Regions from separate parts of the Homo sapiens genome. Here regions 1 and 2 are each linked to region 3. A link is a contact called in ENCODE Hi-C or POLR2A ChIA-PET data. All regions are on one chromosome and are shown on one strand. The core of a region is the stretch at or near the end of the contact, and the rest is flanking DNA. Distances in the headings are between cores, read along the strand shown.

Region 1 (3,853 bases), core at 180-2,679, 740 kb after region 3:
CTGACAGGAGATGCTCATTGTCCAGCTCCTTCCCATGCAGTTGCTGATGACTTTGGTGACCAGATAGCCTTTCCCACACTCCTCTCTTTGGGTTCTGGAATTCTGGAAACCCCACTTGGAGGCCGTTGGGCCTAGGATGGATAATGGCCCTCGCTGGTGCATGAGACCCAGGTTATTTCTCCATCCCTTGTGGTTTACTTGCCTACATTGATTGATTGATTGGTTGATTAAGATAGATGGTCTTGCTTTGTTGCCCAGGCTGGAGTGCAGTGGTGCAGTCATAGGTCACTGCAGCCTCAACCTCCTGGGCTCAAGTGATCCTCCCACCTCAGCCTTTGGAGTAGCTGGGAACATAGGTGTGCCACCACACCAGATTAATTTTTATTTTTTTTTGTGGAGACGGGGTCTCACTGTGTCGCCCAGGCTGGTCTGGAACTCCTGGGATCAAGCAATCCTCCTGCCTCGGTCTGCCAAAGTGCTGGGATTACAGGCATGAACCACGGGCCCCCACCACCACGTTTTAGGAAATGTTCACATTGGAGTGTGCCCTCTGTTTCCAGCTGGGCCCCCGACTGGTCATTGTGGTCTAATGGAGTGTGGTGCCGGCAGCTGCCAGCGCCTGCCCTCTGAGAGGGGTGGCGAGGGGCACACAGGACCAGACTGCCCCTACTGTTGGATGACTGGGTAAGTCGCTTTCCTTCTCTGGGTCTCTGTTTTCCAATATTTAACATCTTGTTGTGGGCTAAGTGAAGTCCAAGTCCCTTCCGATTCTAACATGAGGTTGTCCCGGAATATCTATTTTGTGTTCTGAATTTAATAACCGGCTGTGGAGGGCACCACAGGCAAATCTGTACTGTGAGTGGGTTGCTGCCACTCAATTATCTGACAGCAGCTGCGAACAGGTGGGCAGTGTGTTTTCCATAGGCAGCGACGACTTTTGGAGGTGGATTCAGAGGCACAACTAAGCCGCGCGGCGCATCAGGGTTCAAGGGCATGGGGCTCCCGCAGCTGTGGCTGGGGCAGAGCTGGGGCTGGTCCCTCCCTCCAGGAGCACAGGGCGGGCGGTCCAGCCTCACGTCTCTCGGCCTCCAGCCACACCCGGCCCGCGCAGTGGGGGGCCCAACAGACTTTTCCTTTTCGGGCCTCAGTCTTCTCGTCAGCAAGGGCGGACAAGGACTCTTCTCGTCCCGCCAGAGGAGGCGACCGAGGGGCCTGAGCTCAGGTACAGGCCGGCGGGCTCAGGAGGCGCGAGCGCGGATCGAATCCGCGGGAGGAGCAAAGATCCTTGATGCGCGGCCGGAGGGCGGGGCGGAGGACGGGACCCACGCGATTGGTATCCTGCCCTCCGCCCCAGCCAATGAGCGGCGAGGGTGTCTTGGGGGCGGGGCAGAATCAGCCTTTAAGTTGCAGTGACTCTCCGGCGTCACTGTTGCGCTTCATAGACGCCGCGTGTACCCGGTTGTCCTCAGGCGCTGTCAGGTACCGTCTGGGCGCCGCTGTCCTGGGGCTCTGGTTCGGGCCCTGGCCGGGGTTCCCTGACAGCGGCGGGGGAGGCGGGCGGGCGCGGGGTGGCCGCGGCCCGGGTTCGGGGGATGCTGGCTGAGGGGGCGCGCTGGGCCTCGGCCGGGGAACGAGCCCCGCTTCAGCGGCCCGTTTACTCTGCGGGCGGCTCGGACCCGGGCGCCCTGGAGTCTCCGGCCGGCGCGCAGCTTCAGGGGGCAGGGGCGTGGCGACCCACGGCTTGCAGGCCGGAGTCCTGGTTCCAGCCCAGAGCGGCCGACGGGCGGGCGGCAGGGAGAGGCTGAGGATGTGGCAGCCCCGCCTGCCAGACCGGGCGGAGCCGCCGCCCCCTGCGCTCGCGGCCTGTGGAGGCCAGGACTCGGCCCACCCGGCCCAGAGACCCCGAGGCGCCCCGGGGTTCCGGGTAGGAGGCCTTTGGGCACCCTTGGTTCCTGGGGTTGGCGGGGAGGCTGCGTTCTGGGGACGGGGGAGCTGTGCAGTAAACCGGTGGCCCTGGTCACGCGGCGGGGGCGCTGATGCAGCCTTGGAGGGCTGGGTCCTCCCGGCCTGCTCCTGCGCCCTGCAGATCGGCCTGCCCATCGCTCCCCTCTTCCAGCCTATGATTTTTTTTCTCCAGCCTCTGTCGAAATAAAGAAAATTACGGAAGCAGAACCTTCCTTACAGTAACGTGCAGGTTAATTAGATGGTGGGGGATGGGGGGGCAACAGGACTTTCAGCATGAAAACCTCCCGTTGGGGGCTTTTTGCAAACCCTGCTGAGCATCAGTAAATGGGCCTGGCCAGTGCGTTTCCTCGATCGCCTTCCCGGGCGGGACGGGAGGGGTCATTGTCCGCCCTTTGCTGGCGAGAGGACTGAGGCCCGAAGTCACCTGGGCACTCGCCCTGTGACCCACCGTCTCCTTTTGTCACTCTACATCTTACCTTTTCGGTGTTCAGTTTTACCTCTTAGATAAATTACGGTGATAAATTAAGGGCGAACAGACAGTGACTTTGGAATGAAGTGGCTTTACCTTAAGAAATGACTAATGTTCAGTTTCCAAATTCTAAATTTCTCCTTCTGGGATTGAAAGGGTTTCTGTGGATAAGCTAGTTCTTTCAGTTAACCCCGGAACTGTTCTTTAGATTGTAATCAATCGCTCTTAGCCATGTGAAATAACAATAGACTCCTTTCATTAGAATATCCTGGTTCTGTCTTTAGATGAATCTTTTCATAAAAACGAGCGTTAAATTAAAAAGCTTATTTTTAGCCCGGCACGGTGGCTCACACCTGTGTAATCCCAGTATTATGGGAGGCCCAGGCAGGCGGATCACCTGAGGCCAGGAGTTTGAGACTAGCCTGGCCAACATGGTGAAACCCTTTCTCTACTAAAAATACAAAAATTAGCCAGACATCGTGGTGCGCGCCTGTAATCCCAGCTACTCGGGAGGCTGAGGCAGGAGAATTGCTTGAACCCGGGAGGCAGAGCTTGCAGTGAGTTGAGATCGTGCCACTGCACTCCAGCCTGGGCGACAGACTCCGTCTCGAAAAAAAAAAAAAAAAAAAAAAAAGCTTATAGTTTTGGGTTTACAGTTTTTCATGGTGTTTAAGATTAGTTTTGCATCCCCCCCCCAAAGAAAAATCCAGTATAACTTTAAATAGTAAACATTTTTAAAAGACATTTTTCCCTCAAAGCAGCTGTCTTAATATGTATTATCCCCATAGCGTGCCTTTATTACAGTTATTTGTGTGCATATTTTATGCCCTTTAGTGAGTTCTTGAGGACCTTTCAAATCTCAAACATTTACAAATAGTGATGAATGCACGAATTTGGATGTGTGTGGAGGATGTGCTGTAGTTGACCCCGGTCCTTTCTCAGTAGTAAAACTAGTTGTTTGCCAATGATGCACTTGGCTTGAATTTTAGCCAGAATACTGATTACGTCAAAGAGACTTCTGTTGGTAGAACTTTTTTTTTTTTTTTTTTTTAAAGGCCTGTATTTGTGAATGGTTACCTCAGGAAAAGTAAATATTTGTCAAAATAGCAAGAACAAATTTACTCCTCAAGTTGAATATTTTAAGTGGCTTTTGGACAACTTTACGCCGACTATTCTTTTAGAGTAAGAAAATAGTTTTTAAGAGTATAGGCTAAATTAACTTCAAAATGCAGCCTTTTGTGGAAATTCTACTGTAGGTATGTTCTAATGTAGATGGATGGGCTAGATGGAGGGAGTAATGGTAGCCTGAAGGACCCTGTTAATTACGTGGATAAAACCTTCAGTGTTAGAATTCTAGCTTGCCAAGAGCAATTTGTTCTCATTTCCAGGACCTGAGTATGGGCGTCAGGTAGATGCATG
Region 2 (4,424 bases), core at 740-3,239, 710 kb after region 3:
GCTGAGGCAGGAGAATTGCTTGAACCCAGGAGGCAGAGGTTGCACAGTGAGCCAAGATCGCGCCACTGCACTCCAGCCTGGGTGACAGAGAGACTCTGTCTCAAAAAAAAAAAAAGTAAACATGGTGGGAAAATGTAGAAGGGGCGGCTAGGATCAAAAGGGTGAAGGGGGAGAAACAAAAAGGAAGATTAGAAAAAAAAATCGAGAACTGGGTGAGAAAGCATTATCAAAACAGAAAACAAAGTACCCCATCTGTATTTCAGGAAGGCTCTGTGATTTGCAGTCCAGGTTGTCGGGCGCCACTTTTTAGTTTCAGGGCCATCTTTTCTTTGGGATTTTCACATTCCCTTCGATGGGAGGTGGTCCAGTGGACTTGGGAAGGGCACTTCCTTTCCTGAGCTTTAAAAGCACAATCCGTCTTCACTTTAGGACTGGAGCTGGCTTGATTTCCGCAGGCTTTAAAGTCCGCAGGGAATACAGTGACCACCTCTGGGAGGGGCAGCAAGGTTTGAATGAGAAAAGCTACAAGGAGCTGGCTTCTAAGGATGCCTCTTCAATAACAGATGGGATTAGCAGCCCCCAGCACTTTAATGAGAAGGTTTCTCCTCCTCTTCCTACTCCTTACCTGCTCAGACAATATTAATTGCCAAGTCATTGTTTGGAAACCCTATGGGGCGGAGAAGAAAGGAACGGCAGAGTCAGAGGTGGTTCTGGGCCAAACACTAGGAGAAGCCTCAGAATTTGCCTGAAACAAATGCTTAGTGCTCACAGACTGCTGTGTGCTTTCCAAGAGACAAAAGAAGAAATTCAGGATTGGTGTGGCCAGTGGAAGCTTCTCCGACCACTGGTGATCACTTTCCCAGGGGACTTGGTGGGGCAGATGAGGGCCATTTCAACTGTCTCTCTTCTCGGACCTTAAATTCAAACCAGACAGGCATTTCTGAATCTTCTGCTTCTGGGGCTGAGAGGGAATGGGGGTCAGAGATGCAACCTAATTCTCAGATCCAATTTCTGTTGCAAATGATCGAATTTGTGACTCTGGAGAAGGCCTGACGTTTGTCCATTGAGGGCTGTGCTCCGGGTCACAGCAAACCAGGGCAGACACCCTCAGCCATCTCACTTGGCTCTGTGCCTGAAGCCACCAAGGTTTCCAAAGCGGCTGGAATCCCGGTGGGGGCTCACCACCTCTCCAAACCTCTTGCTGGCCTCTGGCTTGGCTTTGGAGTGGAAGCAAAAGACTGAGAGTCCGGGATTTTCTCCCTCCGTTTCTGAGACAGCAGGATGTACTAAAAAAGCACTGACTGGTCCAGTAGAAGACCGAGGTCCAAACCCAGACTCTGTCACCAACTCACAGTGACCCTGGGGAAATCTTTTCTTACCTTTGAACCTCGATTTCCTCATCTTTAAAACGGGGACAGTGGTCTGTGCCACGTGACGCCCATCTCACAGGGATGCTCAAATAATCAAAAGAGATCGTGCAAGCCTCAGGGCTTTGTGAACGCTAAACTGTGAGAACGTGAGGGATTTTACCTCCGAGGTAACCGGGTCTGAAGCTATTACAGTAATTCACTGGCGGGGAAGGAGATGCGCTGAGCATTGCCTGGGAGTAAGCAGTCCTGGCCTCAGTTGCATCCCCAAGTCTAAGGCGGGTGCACCGGAGAAAGGGAACAAACTCAAGTCACAGAGGTGTGTGTGTCGGGGTGAGGGATCCCCGGGATGGAAGCCTCCCTCGCGCCCTCGGAGAGTCCCAGAGGGTTGGGCGGAGGCGCGCGGAGACGACAACACTGTCCCCGCGGTCGCGCGCACCGGGCGCGCGGAGGCTTCCCCGAGCCCAGGCAAGCGGCCGCGGCACAGCGCCTGATAGTCCCGAGGCTGGCCCGGGCTGCGCCGGTGCCAATCGGCGCGCAGCCCCCCGCGGCGCTCTCCCCGCCCCGCCTCCCCGCCCCCCTCCCCAGCTTCACTTGGCAGCGCGGACCCGGCTCCTGGCTGGAAAGCTACCGCCAAGCCACAGCCGAAGGCAAGCCCGAGCGGCGCCATCCCCAACCCCGCGCCGCCGACCGCCGGCCCGTGGGCGACGGGCATGCTGGCATGGCAGGACGGCGGGGCCAAGGCGGCTCCCTCCCACCACAAGATTTCTTTCTCTGTCCTGGACATCCTGGACCCACAGAAATTCACCCGCGCAGCGCTCCCTGCCGTGCGCCCGGCTCCCCGGGAAGCCAGGAAAAGTTTGGCGGAGGTCGAAGCGGGGAAAGATGCCAGCTCCAGGGACCCTGTCCGACAGCTGGAGACCCCTGGTAAGATGCAAGGCGGCCCCGGCCCCAGGAGGCCTCAGCCCCAACAATGCGGAGTGTATGGGGGAACAGCCGGGCCCGGTGAGTGGCCCTTAACAGCGTCTTCCTCAGAGAGAAGGCGCACGGGACCGGGTGCGAAGTGTAGCCCCCGCCTCGGACTTGGATAGAGGCAGAGAGGAGGCTCCCCGCATTACAGGGCAGGGATTTGCCGCATCCCTGCTCACCCGCCAAGCTCACCCGCACCACAGTTCTGATGCTCGCGGTGGAAACTTACCTGGCGCCTGTCTTGCCAGGCTTACTCATTTATCGGGCATTTAATGCGCTTGCCACGTGCTAGGACCTGGGCTAAGGGCTGGGATAAAGGTGATGAAAACTTCGGAACCTGAGAGATGGACAGCATCATTAACATCACCTCCATTTTATGGATGGGGGAGCTGACGCTAAGGCTTGCGCCGGGGGTCTTCGTGAGTAGCGAGGTCAGGTGCCACCCGGAGACGCCTGCGGGGCTGGGCTGCCCCAGGCGCTCAAGCTCCCCAGACTCAACTGTTAACTGGGACTGGGCTGGGGGCGGGGCTCGGATGGAGTGTTGGGAAGCTTTCGGTACTTTCTTCTCGAAACCCTTTCTGAATTACTCCCAACGCTGGCGGACACCTGATGAAGGGGTTAGGAAAGTTTGTGGCTGGAAGGAAGGACGGAAGACAGCAGGAGTCCTGCTGGGATCAGACAGGGAAAGGCGGCTCCCTGGAGGGTCAGAGGCTCAGGTCATCGGGGGAGGCTGGATGCCGCGCAGCCCCCTGCTCCCCTCCCCAAGTTTGGCGGTGATTGCCTGGGGCCCGGGGCGCCTCTGGCGGCCGCACTTGGGCCCAGGCAGGCGGCCTGGTAATTGTTCGGATCTTCTCTCCGAGGGGCCGCCCTCCCTTCCCCCACCCTCGTGATCGATATTCTATTACTGGCGCCTGCATATCTCCTGCCCGCAGCTTGCAGGTACCGACTTCAAACCCCCTTTCCCTGTCTGATCCTAATATTGTTCGATTAAAACTTACCTTTAATAGATGACATCTATCGATCCGGCCCCGCACAAATCTGAAACTCTATTAACACGGCGGGAGAGAGAAGATGGGAAAGGGAATTTCACTTTAAAGCGGGGGCGGGGGTGGGGTGGGGCAGAGAGCTTAATAACTTCTTTTTTAATTGCTGGGAGTCCTAGATCAAAATAGGCTTCTAGGGTCTGGGGAAGGCACAGCCCTAAAAGCGTTTGACATCTAGATGTCTTAATACAATGATCCTACCCCCCAGTATGGTTACCCAATAATGTCACTATTTTTTCTTAATGCGGGGTGTCATTCATTCATTTGGCGTACATTTCTTGGACGCCTACTTGATGGCAGATTTGTAAAGGGCAAGAGGACACCATTCCCCTAAACCCGCTGGCGAGGATGTGTAGTCCGGCCTAAGGGGAGCGCGATGTGGGGACAGGAGCAGCACCCAGAGTTGGGTTGGGGGGACAGCTGCTTGCTCTAGGGAGGACGAGGACGAGGTTTGGGGACCTGGAGAGGCTTCTGTTCACCGACCCCTTCTCCCCTAGATGCTGCGGGCCCAGGCGCCGGCCAGGCGTCCCCCCTGGAGGGTTCCGAGGCGGAAGAGGAGGAGGATGCGGAGGATCCGAGGAGGCCGCGGCTGCGGGAGCGGGCTGCGCGCTTGCTGCCGGGCCTAGCGCGCTCACCTGACGCCCCGGCCGGGGCATTGGCGTCTGGGGAGCCCTGCGAGGACGGCGGGGGCGGCCCTGTGAGGTCCCCCCCGGGATCCCCCGGCTCCCCGCGTCCCAGGCGCCGGCGCCTGGAGCCCAACTGCGCCAAGCCGCGGCGCGCGCGCACCGCCTTCACCTACGAGCAGCTGGTGGCCTTGGAGAACAAGTTCCGGGCCACGCGCTACCTGTCAGTGTGCGAGCGCCTGAACCTCGCGCTGTCTCTCAGCCTCACCGAGACGCAGGTCAAAATCTGGTTCCAGAATCGCAGGACCAAGTGGAAGAAGCAGAACCCGGGTGCCGACGGCGCGGCGCAGGTGGGGGGTGGCGCGCCCCAGCCAGGGGCGGCGGGGGGCGGCGGCGGCGGCGGCTCGGGGGGCAGTCCTGGC
Region 3 (4,000 bases), core at 701-3,200:
CTCCACTGCAGGCCGCTCAGGCCGCAACGCACCTGGTGCGCTTTGGCAAACAAGCCCCGCGGCGGGCTGGGGCAGGATTTAAGAAATGTTTAATGAAGACTGGGAGGCCTGGAGCAACGCTCTTTGGGATGCAGAAAAGGGTCGTGCAGCTCGGTGGCCTCTCCTCCGGCCCCCTGGCCCTGGCTGTAAGTTTCCTCGGCTCTGCAGGGCGCGGGGCACTCAGGGATGGAGGAGACCACACCGCGCGGCTGGGTTCGCGGAATGGCGGTCCCTGCGGCCTCCAAAGGCGGGACCTCAGACCCCTCCCACTCCTTTCCTGCTCGACATCTCAATCCAGCTCCTAATATCTCAATAGGGTTTTTAAACAAATCGATCCTAAGGGCTCAGTTCAGCCCACCCAGGGATTCTTGGAGGACGCACGCCGAACTCAGGGTAGTGAGAAGAGTTTGGGGGGCCCTGGGGCGCAGGGAGAAGACCCCACACTCCACGGCCACCAGCTCCCTTCCGGAGACGGCGCTCGGACGTCGCGGGTCACGGGCGGGGAATTTAGCCCAGGTGCTCGTTGGGCCGCGAGCGGCCGCTGGGCCTGGATTCCCAGGCTCGCTGTGCAGACTCCAACCTTGAGACGTCAGGACGGCGTGGGCTCCGGGCCGCCGCGCAAGCCCAGGACCCCGAGTCGCGGGCCCCCACGCCGCAGCGCGCCTCCCTCCTCGAGACCCGGGGCTCCGACCCAACACAGGGCTTCTCAAATGCCCCGGCGAGATCCAGGCAGCAAGAGGGAACCTTTTTTTTTTTTTTCAATGTGTAAGAATGTTTTGCTTCTTTTAGGGCACAGCACTGCTGCAACTTGCAGCACAGAGGGCCCTTCCCTGCGCACCCACAGCGGTCGCCGCCTCTCCGGCACGGTCTCCCGGATCTGGATTTGGGGAGCGCAAGTGCCCCCTGTGGCCGGCCCGCGCCTGACCCCGCGGGCCTGAGAAGGCAGAAGCGGCCGGTGCGGGGCACCAGGAGGAAGTTGGAGCCCGGGGGCCGGGAAGGGGGCTGGTTGGCGCCGCTGGCTGGGCGGGGCCCCATGGGACCGGGGCCACCCGGGGCTCGCGTTCCCCCACGTGGCCGGCTGCCCGGTACCCCACGTGGAAGGGGCGGAGGAGGATGAAGGGCCAGGGGAGCAGCGGACCCCGAGCCACCGCGACAGGACCTCGGCCCCTGCCACCGAGGCCCCCGCGCCTCCCGAGGGCCTCCCGGGCGGGGCCGGGCTAGGGAGTGCCCGCCGCGCCCGGCCCCTGGCCCTCCCGCCCGCCGCGCTTGTGTGCACTTTCGCGGAGCCACTAATCCCCCGAGAGAGCCGATTTGTAGTGAGGAGTATCTGAAGGGGGCGAGGCCGGCCCATGTGGGGTTGTGTCATTGGTTTGCAAAAAGAGACCCCGCCTTTGCCCCCCCCCCCCAAAAACAGGAGCGAGGAGTGAGCGAGCGGCGACCCTCACCTCGCCTCCCGCCTAGCTCCTGCGCAGCCAGCGGGTACCGGGAGCTGCGGCCAGCGCCGCTTCTTTCCTTTCCTTTTCTCTCCGTTTTCCTTCTCCTTCCCCGGAGGAGAAAACAAATAAAGAAGAGCAAATAGCCGGGAGGCGCTCGGCATCCAGGACGTTCCCTCCCCCGATCCAAGTTGGAATTAGCATCCTCTCGGGGGTGAGCGCGGCGCGGGGCGGGCCCGGGCCGGGGACCCCCAGCGCAGCCCCCTCTCGGCGGGCGGGAGGGCGCGGGGCCGGGACGCGGGGGGAATTGGGAACCGGGTGGGCGGAGGAAGGGGGTGGGGTGGGTGGGGAAGTAGGAAGAGGCTCGGCGGCGAGGGGAGGAGGTGGAAGGGAAGGGAGGGGTAGGGTGGGGAGGGGAGGGGAGCGGAGGGAGGGTGGGGAGGGCGGGAGGGGGAGGGGCGGGGAGCTGGAGAGATTAAGTTTTTGTGTGTGTGTCCCTGTGTGCGTGTGTCATTTTAAGGTGGCTCGGGAGCGGCCCGGAGGAGCCGGCGGCGGCCCGAGGAGCGAGGGACCGAACCGGGAGCCATGCCGCGCTGAGGGGGGGCCGCACAGCCGCCGCCACCGCCACCGCCGCCGGGTGGGGTGGGAGGGGCGGGAGACGCCGCCGCCGCCGCCTCCAGGGTGGGCGCCTTTCGCCGTGGACGCCGACCGTCCGGGACGAGGTAAGGGGGGCCCCGGGGGAGGGCTGGGGCCGCCGCCGCCCCCGCCTCACCTGCGGCCGCGGGCTGGGGGCGCCGCGCCCGCGCCTCACTGCGCCACTCAGGGAGGAGGAGGAGGAGGAGGAAGAGGGCGAAGGACGCGGAGCCGGCATCCGAGGACATCTTTGGTCCGTGCCCCCGGCCTCGTGTCCCCCCTCGGCGCCCGGGGGTGGACGCTGGCTCGGGGGTCCCCGCCCGCCCCCGCCACCGATTGCGCCCGCTGGCCGCCGTTTGCGCCAGGATTTTTGTTGTTGTGATGAGAGTTGATGAATGCGAAGTAGGCGGTCACCTTCCTTCCCATCAGGGTTGAAAAAAAAAAAAAAAGAAACCCCGAGCGCGGCGGCGTCCGGAGGGCAGCGGCGGCGGCGGCGGCGGCGTCTCGGCGACGGTTCCCTGGGCGCCCCCGGCTCCTGCTCCCTGAGCCCGGTGGGTGCGCGCCCGGGGGCCGCCGGCGACCCAGGCCGAGCGCGCGACGCGCCGCGGGGACAATACGGCCGGATCTCCGGGGAACAGGAGTCCGAGCGCGCCGGGGTGCGGCGGGCCTTGCGCCTACGAGGCGAGGGTGGGGGGGGCGCGGAGAAGAGGGGTTCCGTGGGGAAGTCGGGGCGTGAGCGGCTCTCGGTCCCCAGGGGCGCTGCCCCTGCCGGCGGGGGATCCCGCGCGGCTCCCCGGGAGCGCAAGTGAAAGACGGGAAAGGAGGCGAAGTGGAACCCTTTTGTTTTGCCGGCCCCGCATTGTTGGCTCCTCCGGGCAGCCGGGCCACATCTGCTGCCGCTGCCGCCGCCGCCACTGCCGCGCGGGGCTCGGCCCGCCAAAGTCGCGGCGGGGCGGGGGGCCTGGGCGGGCCGGGCGGCGGGCGCGGGCGGGGGCCGGGCGGGCCGGGCATTTCCTCTGCCCGGCCGCGCTCCCGCGGGCACCACTTCCTCCTCGCCCGCCGCCGCCGGGAGCCCGGCCCGCCCGCCTCCCCCACCTTCCCCGCCCGGGCCGCACTTTTCGGGTGGGGCGAATCAAAAAGAAAAAGTTTAGCAGGAGGGGCTGGCTAGGGCGCGCCCCGGGCGGCAGGGACCCGGTGCGGCGCAGGGACAGCCGGGCCGCCGCGGTTCCTCCTCCTCCCAGCCCTCCGCGGCGCCGGACGGCCCCGCGCGGCCGAGGGGAAGCGCCTTTCTTTCTCTCCCTCGCGCTGCCCCCAGCGCCCCGGGCGAGTTGGGCAGAGGCGCGCGGGAGCCGGGGCGTGCCTGGGCCTTTCTCCCGCGGGAGGCCCAGCGGCGTGGCGGGTCGCCTGCAGCCCACGCCGCGCCCTGGGGCTCGGAGGCCGCGGGCCCAAGAGCTCAGCTCGGTCACCGCGGGCCGCGCCGAGACACACACGCGCGCACACACTCCCTCCCGTGGCTCGCTTTCCGCCGGCGACGACGGTCGCGGACACGGAGTGAGCGTGTGCGCGCGAGTGTTTGTGGTTGTCCCCCCTCCCCCCGCCCGGTACTTTTTCCGGAGGCGGCCCAAGCGGCAGTTGGCTGCAGAGGACCCCACGTTTAGGATTTTATAGGGAAGAGGAGGAATTTTTCGTAGAAATCCCCGCTCTGCGTGCTCGTGGTGGAGGCTGCTGGCAATGGCCTACGTCGTCATACCGGGCTTCCTTGCCCTGTCCGGGGTAAACAATCCTTCTGTGTATTTACCCCCTTTTTTCTTTAAAGATTGGAGATCGGGTTAAGTTCTTAGAGAGTCTGATGCGAGTGGCTGGAAGGATAGACAAGAGAATTCTATTCTATAAAT

Evidence for each region. A loop is a pair of places that touch in the nucleus more often than their neighbours do. ChIA-PET counts read pairs that join two places held with the same protein, here RNA polymerase II (POLR2A). Pooled maps may share reads with other maps.
Region 1: a loop to region 3 is called in a pooled map, with 4 times the contacts of the local background. The contact joins the promoter of OAT here to the promoter of CTBP2 in region 3. A Hi-C loop is called at or near these places in 8 of 50 pooled maps. POLR2A ChIA-PET finds 5 or more read pairs at or near these places in 2 of 52 experiments (MCF 10A and activated CD8-positive, alpha-beta memory T cell).
Region 2: a loop to region 3 is called in a map of naive thymus-derived CD4-positive, alpha-beta T cell, with 8 times the contacts of the local background. The contact joins the promoter of NKX1-2 here to the promoter of CTBP2 in region 3. A Hi-C loop is called at or near these places in 1 of 168 maps with a recorded cell type or tissue (naive thymus-derived CD4-positive, alpha-beta T cell) and 4 of 50 pooled maps. POLR2A ChIA-PET finds 5 or more read pairs at or near these places in 2 of 52 experiments (A673 and H1).

The regions. Positions count from the first base shown.
Region 1 is chr10:124,416,499-124,420,351 of GRCh38, reverse strand. It overlaps OAT (ornithine aminotransferase), which reads left to right and starts at 1,429. Exons shown (of 10, transcript NM_000274.4): 1 at 1,429-1,479. RefSeq lists an enhancer at 240-754 and silencers at 728-1,387, 1,330-1,869.
Region 2 is chr10:124,447,600-124,452,023 of GRCh38, reverse strand. NKX1-2 (NK1 homeobox 2) reads left to right here and starts at 1,989. Exons shown (of 2, transcript NM_001146340.3): 1 at 1,989-2,294; 2 at 3,877-4,424. The coding sequence starts at 2,081. RefSeq lists enhancers at 8-564, 565-1,120.
Region 3 is chr10:125,158,513-125,162,512 of GRCh38, reverse strand. CTBP2 (C-terminal binding protein 2) reads left to right here and starts at 1,950. Exons shown (of 11, transcript NM_001329.4): 1 at 1,950-2,194. RefSeq lists an enhancer at 570-1,179.